Regions from separate parts of the Homo sapiens genome. Here region 2 is linked to region 1. A link is a contact called in ENCODE Hi-C or POLR2A ChIA-PET data. All regions are on one chromosome and are shown on one strand. Each heading gives the region's core, a stretch centred on a gene start or an enhancer-like site at or near the end of the contact. The rest is flanking DNA. Distances are from core to core; before and after follow the strand shown.

Region 1 (6,392 bases), core at 2,265-4,764:
ATTCGAGACCAGCTTGAGCAACAAGGTGAAACCCCGTCTCTACTAAAAATACAAAAATTAGCCGTTTGCCGTGGCGTGTGTCTGTGGTCCCAGCTACTCGGGAGGCTGTGGCATGAGAATCACTTGAGCCTAGGAGGCGGAGGTCGCCGTAAGCTGAGATCGTATCATTGCACTCCAGCCTTGGCAACAGGAGTGAAACCCTGTCTCGAAAAATAAAAAAAAAAAGAAGGTGGAAAGTCACAGCACTTTGTACGACAGCAAATAGAAGACTTCTACAGAGATTTGATTGTGTCAGATGAGAATTTGGCCACTCACTCTCATTTATTCTCAACAGCTGAGAGACTGGGCACTGTAGTACACCATGTGATTAATTAAAAGTTACCACATGGCCGGGCGCAGTGGCTCATGCCTGTAATCCCAGCACTTTAGGAGGCCAAGGTGGGCAGATCACCTGAGGTCATGAGTTCAAGGTCAGCCTGCCCAACATAGTGAAACCCTGTTTCTACAAAAATACAAAAATTAGCCAGGCAGGATGGAGGGTGCCTGTAATCCCAGCTACTCAGGAGGCTGGGGCAGGAGAATCTCTCGAACCTGGGAGGTGGAGGTTGCGGTGAGTCAAGATCATGTTGCACTCCAGCCTGGGCAACAGAGTGAGACTCTGTCACAAAAAAAGAAAAAAAGAAAAAAGTTACCACGACATTATATACTAATTGCCAATTTTCAAATAAAATAAAATATACTCTAAGCCTATGTTGTCCAATATGGTAGTCACTAAGCACATGTAGCTACTGAGCACTGGAAATGTGCTAGTCTGAGCTGAGGTGTGTGCTGTAAAATGCAAACTGTCACCGGATTCACACCAGATTTCAGACACTTAGTACCAGAAAAAATGTATAATATCTCATTAGTGGTTTTTTCATATTGAATACGTGTTAAAATAATATTTTGGATATGCTAAGTTAATAAAAGGATACTACTAAAATTAGTACTTTTTCAACTTGTTTCATGTAGTTACCACAAAATTTAAAATTGCATTTGTGGCTTGCTTTACATTTTTATTGGACAGTACTGCTCTACACAAACTGCAAAATATGACCCAACGTTCCTTTGATTCATCATCATCATGATGAATACCAAATATACAATAAATCGAGAAAAATCTTATTTACATTTTTGGATAGTTTAAAATATTACCAAGTAAGAATGGCATTTCTGAAAACTCCTACTAAATTTACAACCAACTCCAACTGTGTTAATAGAGGAAGGACTCAGTCCTACAAGTAGTATTTTTAGGGATCAAAAAGGAAATACAAAAGTAAAAGCCATACATGAGAGTCTAAGAGAAATACCATCTGTTTCTAAAAGGCATTTTTAAACAAAAGCGGTGTTTTAAACAGGTAATAGACCTGTTTTTTTAAAAAACAGTATTTTATTGTTTTGAGAAATCCGAAGAAATGCCCCAATTCCCAGCTAAACAAACCTCTTAAAAAGGAAACCTGTGAAGGTAGGAACTCAAAACTCTACTCCCGTGGAATAGAGGTAAGATGTCTGAATGAATCATATGGAAAATGTAAGCCAAGTTTCTTAGCAGGATATTTATAATTAAACATTATACAACGACGAAGCCAGCCAAAATTTTTCTAGATATCCTTCAATGCCACCACAGTATGAATGCATCAATCAACTATTACAGGATTTAACTAAAACTACTTTCAAAATTCTGAAACACCATAATGCCTTTCATCAAAATCTAGCTAGTGAGAATTAGGGAGGGAAGTTTCCAAATGCCTTATCTTATAAAGTTAGAAATTGAAAATTCAAAGCCATATTAAGAATAATAAATATTTGTATGACATTCTGTTCAACCATCACTTTTGGATACATCATCCTATTTGATCCTCAGGACAGCGCTCAGATATTGGTACATTTTTATCCCTACTTTAGAGGTAATTCCAGGCTCAAAGACCTTGACTTCTTCAAGGTCACATAGCTAAAAAGTGGAAGAACCAGCGTTTCACCCCAGATCTTCTGATGCTCATCCAATTCTCTTTCCATTACAAGACAATTATTCATTTAAAACCAAATGTTTAGAAACCCAACAAGTCTGATGCTAAAGAAAGACCTAAGGATCAAGTAGATCAAACCTTAAGACTTGGAAAACGCTGAAAGCCGGCTACAAAACATGCTGGAATCCGTTAAAAACGGGGAGAAGAGATTATCAAGAGAAAGGAAATCAAAGAGGAAGAAGGGGGATCTAATCTAAATGTCCTTGGGTGCAGCATAGCAGAATGGCAATATTCAAGTAGAGAATGCAGGGAAACTGCACTTTCCTGTGAAATGTGATTTTCAACGTAGTATTGTAGGTTAAAAAAATGACTGTGTTACTTTACTATAAACGTGTTTGAGAATTTTACTTACGATATAGGCGCTCAGAAAACCAATACCTCTCCAACTGGGTACAACCAGTCCCACATTTTTTCATAAGTCATGATGCTTACCTCCCAAAAAGCCAATTTTTAAAAATCAGAATTCAGCATCCCCTCCTATTCAGATTATAGGTAAAGGGAAGGGTCGGTAGGACGATGGCAAATCTAATGGCCAATGTCTTTCTAGGCGAAAGCATCCTTAAGGGCAGGACAAAGACACCACCACTACAAACGAACCTCGTTCAACCTTCAGAACACGGAGAACAAACCAGTTAAAGCAAAACGAACCAACATTGCAGATACGGGAAAAGGGAATTCCTAAGATGGCTCTCCAAATCCGTGCACTCGGCACCTTTCCTCAGTACAACCGCGAAGGCTACGGGAATGCGCCTGCAGAGTGTGGGAACTCCGGGCGCGGGTGCCCACCCCGCCGACTCCCAGGGCGACCCCAGAACGTTCGTTTCAGGCGGGTCACAGCTGCGCCACCCACCAGACCTGTGCCCCAGCGTCCGACCGCGCACCTGAGAGGACCGAGGAGATGACCGGCCCCAAATGCATCTGCTTCTCCCCGCGGCCGCGGAGGCCGAGCAGGAAGGGCCCGCAGGCGGCCCCGGCCCCGCGCTGACAGCCCGGCGCCGCCCCCACCTGCCCGCCTGGGGGGCGCCGCGGCCGGGCGCGCCCGCCCAGCCACTTCCTTCCCCGCCCGCCCGGCCTCGCACCGGCCCGCGGGGGCTGGGAGCCGCGGGAGGAAGGAGGTTTGGCCAGCGGCCCGCGGAGGAAGCCGCCGCCACCTCCCGCCCGCCCTCACCCACCGGCATCATCGCGGGGAGAGTCCGCGACGCCCTCGGCCGCCGCCTGACAGGACGCTCCGCGCCGAGCTGTGCCCACCGCTCCGGCCGCCTCCTAAGGCCGCGCTCCCGCCGCCGTGCTCTCCGGCCCGGCCGCGGCGAGGCGGCAGCTGCGGCGGGCTGCGGGGCTCTCGCTGGCCCTGTCGCGGCCGCCGGCGCGCTGCGTCGCTGTCCCGGGCACCCGGCCGCCGCCGCCGCCGCCTCAACCTCAGCCTCAGCCTCAGCCCCAGCCCGACAGCCTGCGGCCCGCCCGCCCGGCTCGCTCTTCAGCCCCCGCAGGCCCCGCCCCCAGCGCGACGCCCCGCACGGGTCCCGTAGCCCCCTCTGATTGGCCCGGTGGGAGCGGGGGCGGGGAGAGGGGCGGGGCTTCCCGGCTCCGCCCGCTACCCTCGCTCTCAGCGGCGGCCAGGTGCGTGCGCGTCCGCGCTCCCGGCGGCGGGGGAGGGGCGGACGCGCAGTGGGCACCGGTGGCCTCCCCCGCCCTTGCGTGAGCCCCGACTAGGGAAGACCGCGGACGGTGGGAGGACTGAGGCCCGACAGGGAAGGGCCGGCCCGGGTCCCGCAGCGGATCACGGCAGGGCCGGGACTCGAACCCGGGCTCCCGGGGGCCGACTGTGGGCCGGGAGCGTCCCTGCGGCGACGGCGCGCGCCCGCACTCTGACCGCGGCCTGACCCCCGGCTGCCGGCGCGCCGTGGGGCTGCGGCCCAGAGGCCAGTGGGAGGGGCGCGGGGGGCCCCCGGAGCGAGCATGTGACCCGAGGCCGCGCGCTCGGAACCAGCCCCGGCCCGACGCCCTTGGCTGGCACCTGCTTCTCCCCCACCGGCGTCTTCCGCGGCTCTCGGGGCCGCGCCCCCCGCACCAGCTCCCGAGCCTTGGCCTTCGCCCGAGCGATCTCCCGCCTAGAACCCCGCGCCCACCTGTGCCACCTGTGCCCACCTGCGCCAGCATCCCTCGAGGTCCAGCTCCAGCGTCCCCGGGGAGGGTCCGGTCCTCGTCTCCAGGGCCTGGGTCTCTCCCTGCAGTCCCGTCTCCAGAGGCGCCGCCCCCTCGGGCCTGAGCGCCGGAGTGACAGAGCCCTGGGCAGGGCCCTGAGCAGACCCTCAGTAAAGGCTGCCAGGGGGGTAGGCACCCGCTCGGGGCCCCCCACATGGTGCCATTCGCCCGGACCGCGGCGGAGAGCAGACAGGGGGACTGAGGTGCTCCCCGCGGCAGCACCGAACTCCCACGGGCATCAGAAGGCAAGGTCTGCGGATGGCCCCAGACACAGAAGGCGTAAGCCGCCCTGGGAAGCGCCGGCCCAGTGGAGAAGGCCGCCGCGAGGTCAGGGTCAGTCTGGAGCCTGTCTGGTTCTCGGAGAGGCTTCTGGCTGCTGCAGAGTGGGGGCAGAGCAAGGGAGGAGGCCAGGGAGCTCCCACCAGCCCATTCCTGGGGAGCCACCCCTGTCCCTCAGAGGCCACGGGGGCTCGTGTTTGCGAGTGTGGACTTTCCAGTTAGACAGACTTGGTTCAGCACCGCCTCCGCCACACCCTCGCCTGGGATCCTAAACAAGCCGCATCTTCTCTGCATCGTAGTGTGCTTGTCTCTGTGATGGGAGAGTGTAGGGATAATAGTGCCTGCCTCGTGTCAAGAGGCTTTTTCGGATGCGAGGGATGGAAAGCGCCCAGCACAATTTGTGGCACGTGGTAGCTGTTCCATAAATAGCATTCTGTAGTTGGGCCGTGATTAGCAAGGAGGCTTAGTGTACAGACGTCCCTGGGATTTTTAAACCTATCCACACCTGGGCATGAATGGCTAATGACACCCCTCTTCTGGGAGCAGAGTTTGGAGAGAAGAGGAGGCTCTAGATAATGAGTGATCCTAGGCTGAAAGTCAGAGACATACTTAAGTTCTAATTCTAGCTGCTCTGCTTCTGACCTCCTGTGGGGCCTTAGGCAACTTGCACTCCTTCTCTGGGCCTTGGTTTCCCCAGCTTTGACAGCTGATGTCCCTGAGTCACGAAGGGGTACTTCTGGCCCACGAAGCCTGACAAAGGACAGGTTTTGCCAAGGCTCTTCAGAGAGGTGCCCCCCGGGGTAAGGTGATCCAAATGAGCCTGCTCTTCCAGGAAGGGAAGCATTGGCACAAGGGCTCCCCTCTTGCCTGCAGGACCTGTGGGCACAGACAGTGGCAGCTACCGTGCCTCACACCAAAGCATCCTATATCCTCCAGGTAAGGGTCCATTTGAGGCAGGCTGGTCAGCTCCCCCTCAAGTCCTTCCCGCTGGTCCCCATCCTCCTCTCCACCCAGCCTGCCACCTCCAGGCATCGGCCCATCACCTCCCACCTGGACCAAGCTCATTCATTATAAGCCCACTGCTCTAGCCTCCACGCCCCCACCATTCCCAACACGCCCCTGCCCTCCATCTTCCTGGAGCACACACGGCCCAACCCTGTAAAGCCCTTCTGTGTCTCTCCATTACACAGACCAAAGTTCACGAGCAGCCCATCAGGAATCGCCGTGAATGTTGTTAATGTGCAGTGGCTCACGCCTGTAATTCTACCACTTTGGGGGGCCAAGATGGGAGGATTGCTTGAGGCCAGGCCAGGAGTTCGAGACCGGCCTGGTCAACACAATGAGATCCCCCCATCTCTAAAAAAAAAAAAAAAAAAAAAGGAATCACCAGTAATGATGGGATATAGGCATTAAGGTTACGGAAGAAGATGTCCATATTTTTTAGAGATGCATCCTAGCATATGTAAGGGGTCTGCAATTTGTTTAAAAACAATTCAGCCAGAGGGAAAGAGAGCCAAGCAATTAGGAATAACTGAAACATACGTGGCAAATTCTTGATAACATTTGAACCTGGATGGTGGGTATGTTGGGGTGCATTGTACTTTATACTCTATGTTTGAAATATTTTATGTTAAAAATGATTAAAGGGGCCGGGCGCGGTGGCTCACACCTGTACTCCCAGCACTTTGGGAGGCCGAGGCGGGTGGATCACGAGGTCAAGAGATCAAGACCATCCTGGCCAACATGGTGAAACCCTGTCTCTACTAAAAATACAAAAATTAACCGGCCGTGGTGGCGAGTGCCTGTAGTCCCAACTACTTGGGAGGCTGAGGCAGGAGAATCACT
Region 2 (6,174 bases), core at 1,389-3,888, 320 kb before region 1:
CACACCTGGTTACACGTGAACCACTGGGCCTGGAGGGGGCTTCAAAGGAGGCCCAGGTCTTTTATCCACAGAACATGACCCGGCTCAGCAGGTCAGGCACAGGGCAGACTCCAGGCAGGGCACTGGACTCTATCCTTGTAGTCTGCTCCTCTGCAGAGTGCAGCCAGAGGCAGCATTGCTTCCTCCCAGTGCCCTGCCCCTGAGTTCTGCAGAGCCCGAAGAGGAAGCGGGCTGAGGTCAGGAGAGGGACAGGGGCTGACTGGGGATCACAGAGCACAGTGGGGTAGGAGGCTGTGCTGCTTAGAGGGGAGGGACTGCAGTCACGTGGTCCCTGCCAGGGATTTGGGCACAGCAGCCTCCCCAGTGGGCATCCTTCCTGCCTGTTCCCACCTTTCTTCAAATCAGCCATTGGTTCTCTGAAGCCGGTTTACTGGCTTTAATTCTTAATTAAGAGATAGGGTCTTGCTATGTTGTCCAGGCAGAACTCCAACTCCTGGCCTCAAGCAGTCCTCCCTCTTCAGCCTCCTCAGTGCTGAGCTTTGGGGGTTTATTGGCTTTAAATCCTAATCCCACTTTGACCTCACTGGCTGTGACTTCAGGCAAGTTATTTAACATCTCTGAGTTTCAGTTTCCCCATCTGTAAAGTGTTCCCTCCCTCCTAGGATCCTGGGGAGAAGTCAATGAGATGGCACAGCTGGGCATATACAGCATCAGCTCTTGTTAGGGGAGCCCCAATACAAACTCTGCACAGGGAATCATCAGCTGAGGTAGGGGGGATTGGTTCTGCTTGAGGACTCAGGCTGGGGACTGGGGCAGGCTCAGATGGAGCAGGTGGGCAGGGCTGAGGAGGCTGCCTGGAGGAAGGGGCACTGGAGGAGTTGACCAGCCAGTAATAGACAGAGAGGCAAGAGGGAAGTCGGAACCAAGGGAAACCACCGCCGAGTCACCAAGTCCTACCTTAGGCCCTTATAGGCACCCGGCCCTGACTCCACACCAACCACAGCTGAGAGGCTGGGGAAGAGAAACCCAAGAGAAGTGGAAAGTCAGAATCCCCCAGGGGAGAAATTAGGGGGTGACTCAGGCGGGTGCATCATCAAGGGAGAGAAGCATCCGCTGGAACACAGGTTCGGGAGCTGTGGAGGGGGCTGTTTCAACGTTGAGAGCAGAAGGCAGGGAGGCTGTAAGGCAGAAGTAGAGGCAGCTGGTGGCCAGCGTGGTGGCCCCACAGGGACAGGAGCCCACAGAGAGTGGGAGGCCATGGAAGGCCTCTCACCAGCTTACTCCTGGGGGCTCTCAGCCGCAGCTAGGGCAGGGACACAGAGGGGCTGAGGTTGGACCCCTAGGTTTCCATGATGGACCCTGAGAAGCCAATGCAAGGGCCACAAACAGCCTGGCCTGGCCTGCCCCAGAGGCGAGAGAGTTGAGAGTGCTCTACAGGCTGCCAGGGCTCCAGAGGGGAGCTCGCTCTGCAGGAGCCTGGCCACCTCATCTTACCAGGCTGGAGTGGCTGAGTGACTGGGGAGGGTGCCCTAGGGTCATTGCTAACTGGCTTGGGTTCGGGCGCAGGCTAAACCCTAGGCTGGGTAGGGGGGTCTCTGTTCCTCTCCAAGCTCTGGTCCTGAGAGCTAAGAGCTGGAGGAAGAAAATCCGTGTCCCCTGCCCCCGCTCCCCTGCACACACACTCCACAGAGGAGCCAGCTGGGAATGGTGTTGCTGAGACAGAACGCCACTCCCGCTTCCCTGTTCTGCCCATCCTCCAGCAGCACCTCCTCCAGTCTCCTGCCCAGGCTGCTCACCAGACCCAAAAGTGGGCCCAAGTCATCCAGTTCTCATTATGCCTTGGTTCGCAGGAGGGGACACAGGACCCCTACTCCCTCCTAGAAGCAGCTCTGCACTCAGGACAACGTGCCCCCGTCGGGGGAGGCAGGGCCTGGGCGGAAGGCCACTTCTGCAGACTTTTCCAGGCCCCCATCTGCTGCACAGAGCTCTGGCTGACCCTAGCCCAAGCCTTTTAGAACCGCCCCTTGACCTGCGATTCCTTTTCTGGAATTCATTTTAGGGCCCAGTCAGGGGTGTTCCCAGAGCAGTCTGCAATAACAAAATGTCTATGGCGAAGTGTCCTCATAGAGGACTGGGCAGTGAGCCACGGGCCAGCCCTCTGGTGAACCCCCAGGGGCCGTCAAAGGGGTCCGGGACAGCAGTGACAGCCAGGCCTTGGCTCCTGCCGCCCTTCAAATGTGCCTGGGTGCGACGGCAACCCGCGGCCGGCGGGGCGGGGGGACCTTTTGTTTGTTTGTTATTATTTGTAGAGATGGTGGGGGTCTCACTACGTTTCCCGGGCTGGTCTCGAACTCTTCAGCTCAGAAGAACCTCCCGCCTCGGCCTCCCAAAGCGCGGGATCACAGGCGAGAGCCACCGCGCCGGCCGGCCGCCATATGGATTTTGTCCAGTCTTTCGATCTTCCAGCGACCAGCAAATGTAAACAGAGCAGCTCACATGAGGGAAGAAGTCGCCCAGGAAACGTCCTCTGGGAGGGGCGGGAAGGGCAGCCTGGCGCTCCCAGGATCCCGTGCGCGGAGGGGGGGAGGGGGAGGCGGAGGCGGGGCGCGACGTCATCAGCGGGCGCGGAGCCGGAAGTGTTGTGGCCGCCGCCGCCGCGCGTCGCGGAGGCACGTGTGGAGCCCCGGCAGCAGGAGCGTCGCAGGTGAGACTCCGCGGGGTACAGGGTGGCAGGGCGCGGGTGAGGGTGACCCGGGCCGGGCACGGCGCGCAGGGCCTGTCCCTCCAGCCTCGCATGGGCGGCCCCCGCCGGCCCGGCCTGGCCCCTTGTTGCCTCTGCATCGGCTGGGCGGTGTTTGCGTGGACGGCCAGCTCCGCGTCCCCAGCCCCTTACTGGGGAGCCCTGAATCCTCTGTCATACCCTGCCACCTAGCCCCCGTGGGGGAGACTGGGGTGAGGAATCAAGCCTGGCTTGGAGGTGACCTCATTGACCATTTGCCTCTCCCCCGCCGGTGGACACCTCGCAAAGGCGCTTCCTCATCTCACATCTTGGGAATGGGAGTCAAGCTCCTGGAGAAGGGTGATGGGAGGGTCGGGTCCTCACTCCGGGAATCCTTGGGACCGAACTCCGCCATTGCCAAGCCTCAGTCTTTTCATCTCTGATTTAGGCTCATAGTCCCTGTCTCTTGTCCTAGACCAAGAAAGGCTTCAGAGGCCAGGCCAGAGTGCAGCGCTATTGGGCTCCCTGTCAGGCAGTGGCAGAGACTGAGGCTGAGCTAGCCACACCCCGCCCATGCCCACTGCTGGGATGTAGGCCTCGAAGCCTTCTACCTAGACCCTAGGCCCTCATCCTGCCTCCTGACTTGCTCATGCCTACACACACCCCTCCCCAGGTCCTTGGCCCTTGCCAGACATTAGCACCATGAGCTTCGTGGCATACGAGGAGCTGATCAAGGAGGGTGACACGGCCATCCTGTCACTGGGCCATGGTGCAATGGTGGCGGTGCGTGTGCAGCGTGGGGCACAGACCCAGACCCGGCATGGTGTCCTGCGGCACTCAGTTGACCTTATCGGCCGCCCCTTCGGCTCCAAGGTGACGTGCGGCCGAGGTGGCTGGGTGTATGTGCTGCACCCCACGCCCGAGCTCTGGACGCTGAACCTGCCGCACCGCACGCAGATCCTCTACTCCACAGACATCGCCCTCATCACCATGATGTTGGAGCTTCGGCCCGGCTCTGTGGTCTGTGAGTCTGGTGAGTTCCTCAGGCTGCCTCAGTTTAACGCAGAAATTGACACAAAGGTGGAGGTCAGAGCCTCCAGCCTGCCCTTCCTACAGACACATGTGGCTCCTCAGTTTCTATTTTCACATCTTTCCGGGATGCTGACAGCAGGGAGTGAAGGTGGAGGCAGAGAAGCCCGTTAGGAGGCTGGTGCTGTAACTGGAGTGAGAGGTGGTGGGAAATGGACCAGGAGGAGCTGGGGAGGACTGGTGCTCTAGTGAGGGTCCTGCTTGCCTTGGTGGGGCGTGGCCAGCTTGATGCTTGGCGCTGTCCTAGGTACTGACCGTCAACCTCTAGTCCTCCGTGCTGATGGTGAAGCAGAGAGAGTTGCCCCTTCTGGAAAGAGGCCAGGGCTACCCCGAGGAGCTCACTGTAGGTGGGGAGCCTTCCCCATCCTCATCCATGATCAGATCCTCACCTGCTACCAATGAATGTGAGCACCATTGTTGAGTCCAGGGCCTGGGCTGTGGGAACCCCTGCACATATACAGGTGCTGGGGCCGCCCAGTGTGGCGATTGAAGCCAAGATTGGCCCCAGGCGCTGATGCATCTAGGTTGTTGGTGGCGTGTTCCTCCCGGGCAGGAGAGCTAGGGTCCAGGTTCACGAAGAGTGCCTAGCACTGCCATGCTGGCTTTCTGAGGGCTGCAGGTCACCATGTCCCTCCCTGGGGTGTCTGGGTGGGAGGGGTGGAGAGCAGGACTTAGCCAACTCCATCAGCTGCTGCTCCTGTGCATCCTGTGGTGGGTGCTGGCCTCTCCGCCCCTGCCCCACTCTCGCGAGAGAGCTCAATCAAGCAGCACCTTCTCCTGGCCTCCTCAGATATGCCAGGTCCCCTCCTAGGAACCGTGAACTAGAGAGACCAGGTTCCTGCCCTCGAGGAGGGGGACACAGCCTAGGTGAGCATCTCAGTGCCGCTGGTTGCTGTGAAGCCTGTGAGACAGGGCTGCGTGTCTGAGGGGTACCCAGAGTGGGGACTCTCCAGCTAGGCCAGGCAGGGAAGACCTCTCTGAGGAGGGGACATTTGAGTTGAAAATGATGAGGAGGGACCTACGAAGAGCCAAGGGACAGCTCTGCACCAAGGAGGAGCCGTGCCGAGGCCCTGCAGTTGGAGCATGCTGCCGAGTCAGGCTCAGTGGGGGAGGCAGAGGGGCTGGGAGTGAGGTTGGAGGGGAAGCGAGCTCCACCCCGGAGGCTAACAAGTCTGACTTGCCCCTTAGTGGGAAGGGGGCATGGCCAGGCTTTGCAGAGGGGCGAGGCAGCAGGCTGGGGGCACCCAGGGGAGGGGCTGGACAGGTGGGGAGAGGGGCTGGCCCCTGAAAGGAATGTGGGAGGTGGCAGGACGTGGGACGGGATAGAGGGAGTGGAGGCACCTCCATGGGTCTGGCCCAAGCACTTGCGATGCTCAGCGCTATTTGGGTTCCAGGCATGGGTGGCAAGTGTGCAGTGGCTGCTCTAGCAGGAGTCTCCAGTGGAGGGGCCTGGGGATGGGAGTGGCATCAGGTAGATGGCCCCTGAAGCTGGAGTGGGAGGAGGGATGCAAGCCTTGACCCTCTCCATAAGACAGGAAGTCAAGCAGAGGGGCCATCTTGAGGGAAGCTGGGGAGGGAAGCTGGGGGCAGGTGCGCTGGGGAGGACTGGGGCCGTGTGGCTGGTGGCCAGGCCCTGCGTCCTGAGTCCAACCAGGCCAGGGCAGAGCCCCAGCCCCTGTGTGGTGGGGGCAGGTTTGGGCAGGCTTGGTGGGGGTGGGCTGTCTCAAGGGGACCAAGGAGCTTCTGGGGAGAGGTGGGCATGAGGACCGGCAGGGTGGGCCACTGTTGACGGGGATTGAGGAAGTGATGGGCCATGCATGGAATAAGACAGGGCTGAGTGATGGGATGGCCTCCCTGTCCCCCTTGCACAGATTTCCCCGGAGGCTCCAGGCAGCTGGGCTGCTCTCATTCCCTATACCTGCGCTAGGCAGGATAGGGCAGGGTTGCCACTGGCCTCGCCTGTGCCCACAACAGACAGCACGGCATACACAGCCTGTCAACCCCAGCTCACCCCTAGACAGGGTGCCCAACCCAGGGCTAGCCTGGGGCTTTAGGCAGCCAGGACCATACAGCCCTGGAATGACGCCCACCTGTAGCTTGGGGTCCTCCCAAGCCCTGTGTGGGTCTCCAGGGTGAGGTGGGGGTTGTTTCCTGGGAGGCTGTGGGTCCCGAGCAGTCCCAACTGATGCCTTGCCCATCCCTTCTTGTCCTGCCAGGCACCGGCAGTGGCTCTGTGTCCCACGCCATCATCCGCACCATTGCACCCACGGGTCACCTGCACACGGTGGAGTTCCACCAGCAGCGGGCAGAGAAGGCCCGGGAGGAGTTCCAGGAGCACCGTGTGGGCCGCTGGGTGACTGTGCGCA

What was found. Hi-C counts contacts between places; a loop is a spot of excess contacts on that map. ChIA-PET counts read pairs that join two places held with the same protein, here RNA polymerase II (POLR2A). Pooled maps may share reads with other maps.
Region 2: a loop to region 1 is called in a pooled map, with 7 times the contacts of the local background. The contact joins the promoter of TRMT61A here to the promoter of PPP1R13B in region 1. A Hi-C loop is called at or near these places in 7 of 50 pooled maps. POLR2A ChIA-PET finds 5 or more read pairs at or near these places in 3 of 52 experiments (H1, WTC11 and activated CD8-positive, alpha-beta memory T cell).

What each region holds. Positions count from the first base shown.
Region 1 is chr14:103,844,061-103,850,452 of GRCh38, forward strand. It overlaps PPP1R13B (protein phosphatase 1 regulatory subunit 13B), which reads right to left and starts at 3,515. Exons shown (of 17, transcript NM_015316.3): 1 at 3,239-3,515. The coding sequence starts at 3,247. It overlaps PPP1R13B-DT (PPP1R13B divergent transcript), which reads left to right and starts at 3,661. Exons shown (of 3, transcript NR_038436.1): 1 at 3,661-3,683. RefSeq lists silencers at 3,025-3,224, 3,395-3,834, 3,855-3,984, 4,005-4,074.
Region 2 is chr14:103,526,558-103,532,731 of GRCh38, forward strand. TRMT61A (tRNA methyltransferase 61A) reads left to right here and starts at 2,639. Exons shown (of 4, transcript NM_152307.3): 1 at 2,639-2,704; 2 at 3,393-3,752; 3 at 6,025-6,174. The coding sequence starts at 3,422. RefSeq lists silencers at 2,566-2,615, 2,626-2,795.